3 separate regions of the Mus musculus genome follow, and all the other regions are linked to region 2. Evidence: chromatin loops called from intact Hi-C (ENCODE). Cell type or tissue: heart. All regions are shown on one strand.

Region 1 (2,500 bases), 220 kb after region 2:
ATAAAAATGCACTACCCCAAGCTAAACGAGACAACGAAGCCAAGAAAACTGACGACATTGTCAGTTTTATGGAGCCGATGCACCTGTGTACTTCCAAGGCCAAGCTCGGCATTGCAAAGTGAATTGAATGGAAACTTGCTTTTAATCTGGAACAGTGTGAAAAGAACACCAGCAAAAACACCTGTAACAGAGACACTATGATCTGGTTCTAGAAAAGGTAAGTATGAGCTGGAATATAGCTATCGTGAAGACAATATTAGCTTATAAGGCCATATTATCTTACTCTGTGTACAGTGCATGCTATAGATAACAGGCTAAGCAAGGCTTCTCACTGCCTGACTCCAGTTCTTAGCAACAGCTTTCCCCATTTCCACTTATGAAACGAGAGATTGAATAGTCTTTACCACATTGCTCTCTAGCTTGTGAAATATGCCTAATTCGCATAAAATACAGCAAAAAAGGAGTCAATTTTTTATGAACAAATCGGGACTACACATTGAGCTAATATCTTCTCTATGCTAGTTTAATAAAAACATGTTTTTATTATTATATTTAAACATTTATTTATAAAATAGAGCCTAACTCTATAGGGCAGGAAGTATGTAGCTCAAGCTGTCTTTGACATTGAGCAATCCTCTTGCCACAGTCTCTGGAGTGTTGGATTATAGGTGTAAGCCGCGGTGCACAGCCCTTTGGAAACCAATTTCACCTGTTCCCTTTGTAGGATGTAGGAAGGGAAAAACTAGAAAGCCACTGAATCGTGTGTACGGCCGTGCTCCCCGAGATGAACTCCAACATCCTTTTAAAAGGCTTAGGCAGCCAGAGCACGGCGGACACGTAACCCAGGCTCGGGATTTCCTAGTGTTGAGAAAGGATGGGCTGGCTGGCGTGAGCTCCGGGGCGGGGCGGGCAGGACGGCGCAGGCCCCGGGCAGTGTGGCTCGGGGGATACCCCGACCCCGGAAGGACCGCGTCTTTGCGCCGGACGAGCTGCAGGCCAGGTGTACCGGAGGCGGGTGCGTGAGCGGGGCGCGCAGGAAGGCGGCCGCCCGAGGCTCGCGTGGACAGAGGCGCGCGCCGCTGCACGTCCGCAGGGGAGGCGGGAGCGCGGAGGGCGCAGGGCGGAGCGCGGGGCGGGGCCGGCGCAGGCTACTTCAGCGGGCGCGCGGCCTGCGCCGGGGAGCCAAGCACGGCGGCGCGGGTAGAGGGCGGTGGGCGGCGAGCGGCGATGGGCCGCGCCTGGGGCTTGCTCGTTGGACTCCTGGGCGTCGTGTGGCTGCTGCGCTTGGGCCACGGCGAGGAGCGGCGGCCGGAGACAGCGGCACAGCGCTGCTTCTGCCAGGTGAGGCGCGCGGGCGGCCCAGGGGCTGCGCATCTCCGGGCGCCGGCGATCCTGATGCGCGGCCCGCACCGCGTTCCCGATCGCCCCGGGACGGGGCACCCTTCGATGGGCGTGGGCGCCTGGCCAGCTTGTCACACTGCTTCCTTGCATCCTGCCTTGGCTGCTCCGTGTCCACAGGACCGGGGGTTCTGAATGGACCCGGCACCTGGGCACCTCGTGCGAGCGGTGCCGGGGACGTCCCCAGCCTTTCTGTTCCCGATATGGACTCTTGGGGAGACTAGTTGTTCTTTAGGTCTTGTCGTTGTCAAGAGGTTGAATGACCTTGAGGGGCTCTTTGGGTGGCCTGATCTAACTGCCTGGTGTCTTTGCGGCTGTTGTTGTCCTGTGACTTCTCGGCCTGTGTATGGTGCACCTTGCCCCTGAAGCTTATTCTCGTATACTGACACTTCCTTTGCGGAATCCGAGGTAGGCCCTAGCTCTTCTGTATTCAAGTTTGATTATGAGCTGTGATTATTTACTTCTGTAGGAGATGTGGGTTCCGTGAGCAAAACATTCAAAGAATTTTATTTTCTTAGTGTAGCCTGTAAATTTTGTATGAGGCCGTTTAGGCTAGGCGCATTGAAATAACTGTGAATTTCATTTTGCTGTCTTAAGGAAATGCTAACAGCTTGGAAATACCCAGAAGTATCATATTCAGTCGATGTGCTAGTCTCTTAGTGCTTTCTTGTAAAGCCTGGAAGAACTCTCGAATATTAGCGGTTCCCCAGACTTTCTTCTGTTTAAAAGTGTATTAGATCATTTTATTACTGAGATACTTAATATGTAAATTGTATTGTTAAACAGACGTTCACGACCACACCTGGCGCTGGCCAGCACCCTTTCCCCCTCGACTTGTTCATTACTGTTCTTTACGATGTTTAAAATACAGGTTTGTTTTGTGGGTATGTATATTGTACCTGTGAATGTACGCATTGTAGGGGGTGCTTTTAGTCCACAGCTTGCAGGAACCTCTCCCCAACCACCACATGGGACACCGGGATCCACCTCGGGTCCTCAGGCAAATGACCAAGCATTGGCTTTCTTATAGCCCTATAAGCAGTGGCTCTTCTTATAGCCACCTTTTTGGTGGACTTCGATTTCTGAAATTACATCTATAAAA
Region 2 (2,500 bases):
CATTCCAGCATGCCATCCAAATGGTTTCATGCTTACAGGACCATTATCTGTGAAGGAGTACTGGAAGCATGCATGTGATCAAAACATACTTTCTCTCTCTGCTTTTCAGCTACAGATGACAGAATCTGCACACATAGCAACGGGGATGATCAGAAGCAGCAAACGCAGTCATGTGGGGGTAGGTCATCCAAAAGGGAACGACATCACAGGGAAAAGCTCATCTTTTCCCAGTCTTTGTTATGGTAAAATACATATAATACATATAACACTAGCAGCTCCATCTTCTCTGCTTTTTATTATTTATTATTTATGTATTTGGGCTTTAGACATGGGGGAGGTGGAAGGGGGTTGCACATTCCATAGACGCACAGGAAGGACAGAGGAACAACTCATGAACAGATGGAACTCATGACATCAGACTTGATGGCAGGTTCTTTACCTGATGAGCCATCTCACCAGTCCCTGGCAGAGAGAGGGAGGGAGCGAAGGAGGAAGGGAAGGAGGAAGGGAAGTAGGAGGGGGAAGAGAAGTAGGAGGGGGAAGAGAAGGGGGAAGAGAAGGGGGAAGAAAAGGGGGAAGAGAAGGGGGAGGGGAGGGGGCAGAGAAGGGGGAGGGGAGGGGGAGGGGAAGAGGAGGGAAGAGGGGGGAGGGGGAAGAGATTCTCACTATGTAGTCCTGGCTGGCTAGGAACTCTCTATTTAGACCAGGCTGGCCTCAAACTCACAGAGATCTGCCTTTCTCTACCTTCCAAGTGCTGGTGTTAAAGGCTGTGCCACTACACCCCAGGCTTTGGCTAAATTCCTTGTTTGTTTGTTTGTTTGTTTGTTTTTAATTTTATGTGTATGGTTTTTTTTTTTTGGTTTTTGTTTTGTTTTTTTTTTGCTGCAGTATGTCTGTGCACCACGCATATGCCTGATGTCCACAGAGGCCAGAAAAGGGCATCGGATCCCTTAGAACTGGTATTACAATTGGTAGTGAGCCTTAATGGTGTTTTTAGATTAGTTCGAATAAGAGCAAAGCTTCAAAGTGACACCTCCCAGGCACCAGATGGCGCTGTTCAGCTGCTGGGACGTTCTCTGTCACCTGAGAAGCCTCCTTATGACCTAGCAGATTAAAAACAACAAAACACTTTTGTCCTTGTAAATTGGCCTTAGGGCAATTGGAATCGAGGTGACTGCCTGGCTTGGCTTTCAGTGGCCCTGCAAATCCTGCTTTGGGACCAACAAAGGGTGTGTGTGTTTGCAGAGGACACAGTAATAACAAAGGACAGAGCCAGGGTGACCATTTTCTCAGAATGGAGACTTAGGCCTGCCAACCAAACTAGGAGAAACCGACTGCACAATGAATAACATTGGGAATCAGGGCAGAGCCTAGCCCATTTATTAACATGAATCCCTGACTGGGGTGCAGTTCCTGTTGTAGTGTGAAGGCAGGTCCCTAAGCTCCTAGCCATTCACAAGTAGGGGCCCTCCTCACTGTTCCCAGGCCAGCTTCCAAAGGCCAGGCACATTTGCATGTGTGACGTCACTGCCGGCTTTCGTTTAAGGGCCTCTGTCCTAGTTGTACTGAAATAATCTTTCAATCGCATCCTTCCTTCCCTTCTTACATCCCGGCCCAGCTCTGACCTCCTGGAGGAAGTCCATCTGAGCTGCACAATAGCCCAAGGAGCCCCACCCTCCCATTGGCTAGTAGCCACTGTATCTGTTTAAATGTGTTTATACTCTGGTTTGCTCTGTCCGGAGGTGCCTTTCCACTGTCAGACGTTTGTATGTTTCCTCTGGCTTGCCAGGACCTCCCCTATACCTCCCCAAGCCTTAACTCAAACTCAGGCTTCTTTCGGAAAAGCATTTTTTTACTCCTGTTCTGCCCCCAAATCCCCATCTTATTTCTTGCTCAGCTTTGCCAAACAAATCTCCCTTGAACATTTTGCTTTTCTTCCGTCGGCTCTCCAGTTATCTCGGGCAGTGTACTGCTTTCTCCTGAACCTCGAACCTCACAGCATCATTTGATACCGCGGATGGCATTTCCTTTCTTGAAATGGATGCGTGATTTCTACTTTTACCTCTCCTCGCCCCCACCCCTGCCCCCACACCTGACATTAGACTGACCTCATTTTCCCCCAACCCTTTTGGTCCTTTCTTCTCTGTCTTCAGTCACCTTGAATGACTCTTGTATTTTTCTTGCTTCTGCCTTTGAGAGACTTCAAGGAGCAGTGTCATTTGGGAAGGTTAAATCATCCATTAGGGTTCACCTCTACCTTAATGAATTTCTTGTGCAATTTGATCCTCTCTCAAGATTACCGGGCATACTTATCTAACTGCCCTGCAGAATTTCCCACTGGATAAAATACTTTAACCTCAAGTTCAACATTTCATAGATAGGTAGATAGATAGATGGATAGATAGGTAGGTAGATAAATAGATAGGTAGATAAAGATGGATAGATATGATTACTTTATATATATATGATATATCTAATATATCTGATATATATGATTATA
Region 3 (2,500 bases), 76 kb after region 2:
ATTTCCCAATCCTTGCTCTGCGCCCACTTGAGTGCCAAAGCTGGAGTAAGCCCCCTTCCACCGAATAGGGGTGTTCTTAAAATGGGCACAGTTCAGCAGAGTCAGACCTCAGAGAATGAAGCTACTGTGTGGGCTCAGGATTTCTTTTATGCATTTCTGTAATTAAATTTATTTTTCTAGGATGTGAAGTTACTCCGGATGTAAACATTTCAGGCCAGAAATTTAACATAAAACTCCTAATTCCGGTAGCAGAGGGCATGAATGAGATCTGGCTTCGCTGTGATAACGTAAGTTTTCCAATTAACACATAAACCTTACCTTTCTGACTCCTAAGTGTGTTGGCCCGCTGACCCTACATTCTGTACCTGGGTCCTAGACACCGTGTGCCTTCATCTCTCAGTCTGAAACAGTTTTGCTTTCCACAGGAGAAGCAGTACGCGCACTGGATGGCAGCTTGCAGGTTAGCCTCCAAAGGCAAGACCATGGCAGACAGTTCTTACAACCTGGAAGTTCAGAACATTCTTTCCTTCCTGAAAATGCAGCATCTGAACCCAGACCCCCAGCTGATCCCTGACCAGATCACAACCGACGTCAACCCCGAGTGTCTGGTGTCCCCGCGGTACCTGAAGAAGTATAAGAGCAAACAGGTACTTCATCCTGCCTAACCTGCTGGGTGTCGCTTTGTGCTCCTGCTTTAAACGCTGCTCCTCCTGTTAAATGGAAGCTAGCACCAGCTTGGGTAGAATATAAAACAGGAAATAGGGGAGGCGGAGGTCAGCTTAAACTGGTTGTTAGATCGTCTGTAAAGTTAATAGATAAAGCCAGGTTGTTGCTCAGCACAAGGAAATGATTTTCCCTGTGGAAACAGGCGAAAAGCCCAGTCACACATTCAGGTCCTGCCAGAGGGCCTCGTTCTTGGGTTTGCTGAGGAAGATTTTCCACCTTTAGAAATAAACTGTCATGTGGTAGAGATCCTTTACCCCACGTCACTGTCTTAACCGGAGTCAAACCTAATAGAACCTTACCCAGGGTTACAACGTCTTATCAATTTTAACTTAAAATTCACTGCCTTTGTCCACTCTTTAGAACTCCTGTCCTGGAAATTAATACCATAAAAGGTTTGCTATTTGGGCAAATGGCTCTTTGATGCATCACAAAAGGTCCTTTGCGGGGAATTTGACTTGAGAGCCCCCAGGATTCCCTTCCCTGAACAGCACTCCATAAAAGGAAGGATTCAGATTAGGGGGGGGGGGGCAGGGAATGCTTCTAAAATAAATAAATCATTTTTACTGAGTTTAGTTTTTATCTTTCAGAAATAATTTTAAAACATTAAAGGTCCAAACAGAACATTTCCTTCCTTAGATTTTAAACATAACTTTATTAAATGAGTCTGAAACGGTTTCGCTTTGCACAGAAATGTTCAGAACTTTAATCAGAACTTGTCTGTCTGTGCGGTTCAGAGGCCGCTGCGTCAGAGAAGGGACATTGTTTATCCCCCAGTCATAGGCTGTGGGAGTGTGTGCTGAGGAATGGCGGAAGTGCTGCCCCGGGGAGCCCTGTGGAATGCAGCTGAGTTAGGAAGGAAGGACGCACTGACTCCTCACTCAGGGAAGAACTGTGTTCAAAGAGACGGAGTTTCTAAAAATGAACTCCTGCCTTCAGATGGCCTCTGACCTTGGCAGTTTGATTGTTTCCATAGATGTCGGGCATCCAAGATGATAGCTTTCTGTCTTTGAGTTGTAGACAAAAATGTGACCTGGACTCTTCTGTTTGGTGACAGGAGCAGTGTGTGGCCTGTGGTTACGGCCCCTGCGCTCCTCTCAGGAGTCTCTGAGGCTGGGTCTTCACATTGCTGCCCTGTAGCATGAGATTCCCAGGCACGAAGTTCACTGCAGGTGACCCTTGCCAGGGCACAGGACAGTCAGCATAGCTTACGTAGTCTGTGAATATTCGCTAAACTTCCCAGGGTTAGTTTGAGTAAGAATGAGCTTTTAACTATAAATAAAAGAATTGCACTGTAGTCCCTCACTGAAAAGACATCATGCTTGTGTGGCCTTAGCTCCCAGGGCCCTGGATGGCAACCTTTTGTTTCTCCTTCCAGGAAAAAGGATGCAAAAAGCAGATGGTAATTGAAGGCCTGCTGCCTTTGTGCAAATAGAGGACCAGTGTGGCCAGCAAGCTCACAGGCAGCCCTCAGCTCTCTCTGAGGAGAGTGCGTGTGTCCTGTCATCTGACTAAATCGGAAAAGGCTACATAGGCTTTTGACTAGTAACTGTTATTTCGCTACTAAAATACTTAGCTTTACCCTCACTGTAAGACACGTGAGGGAGAAGGAGGGGTTTGCCCTTTGCATTGTCTTCTGTGAGCTTCTGTCTTTAATCTGAGTGACACTTGCTGCAGTGTGGCGCCTCTGCTGTAGCCACATAGACAGCGATGGCCGCTTGCTGTCCCCATTCTCATCCTTCCTTGCGTTTCATTTTCACCTGAGTGCCCTTTCTTT

Evidence for each region. Peaks named below come from ENCODE experiments on the same cell type or tissue, not always from the same donor. Only the 100,000 strongest peaks of a DNase experiment are listed, where the experiment ranks them.
Region 1: it touches region 2 in a loop (2.5-fold over the local background); 2 of 42 quality-filtered maps call a loop at or near these places.
Region 3: it touches region 2 in a loop (2.9-fold over the local background); 9 of 42 quality-filtered maps call a loop at or near these places.

What each region holds. Positions count from the first base shown.
Region 1 is chr14:45,317,218-45,319,717 of GRCm38, reverse strand. It overlaps Ero1a (endoplasmic reticulum oxidoreductase 1 alpha), which reads left to right and starts at 1,146. Exons shown (of 16, transcript NM_015774.3): 1 at 1,146-1,341. The coding sequence starts at 1,228. In heart, no CTCF peak of the experiment used is centred here; a DNase peak (open chromatin) is centred at 1,027; H3K4me3 peaks cover 2,186 bases; H3K27ac peaks cover 2,500 bases.
Region 2 is chr14:45,538,953-45,541,452 of GRCm38, reverse strand. Gm41144 (a long non-coding RNA gene) reads left to right here. Exons shown (of 4, transcript XR_003951187.1): 2 at 1-178. Among named protein-coding and RNA genes, the nearest start is that of Gm41144, 3.2 kb to the left of the region's middle. In heart, a CTCF peak has its summit at 1,041 (motif pointing right); a DNase peak (open chromatin) is centred at 1,572; H3K27ac peaks cover 1,488 bases.
Region 3 is chr14:45,462,871-45,465,370 of GRCm38, reverse strand. Fermt2 (fermitin family member 2) reads left to right here. Exons shown (of 15, transcript NM_146054.3): 11 at 181-287; 12 at 426-647. Among named protein-coding and RNA genes, the nearest start is that of Gm34250, 17 kb to the right of the region's middle. In heart, no CTCF peak of the experiment used is centred here; a DNase peak (open chromatin) is centred at 1,530; H3K4me3 peaks cover 594 bases; H3K27ac peaks cover 2,210 bases.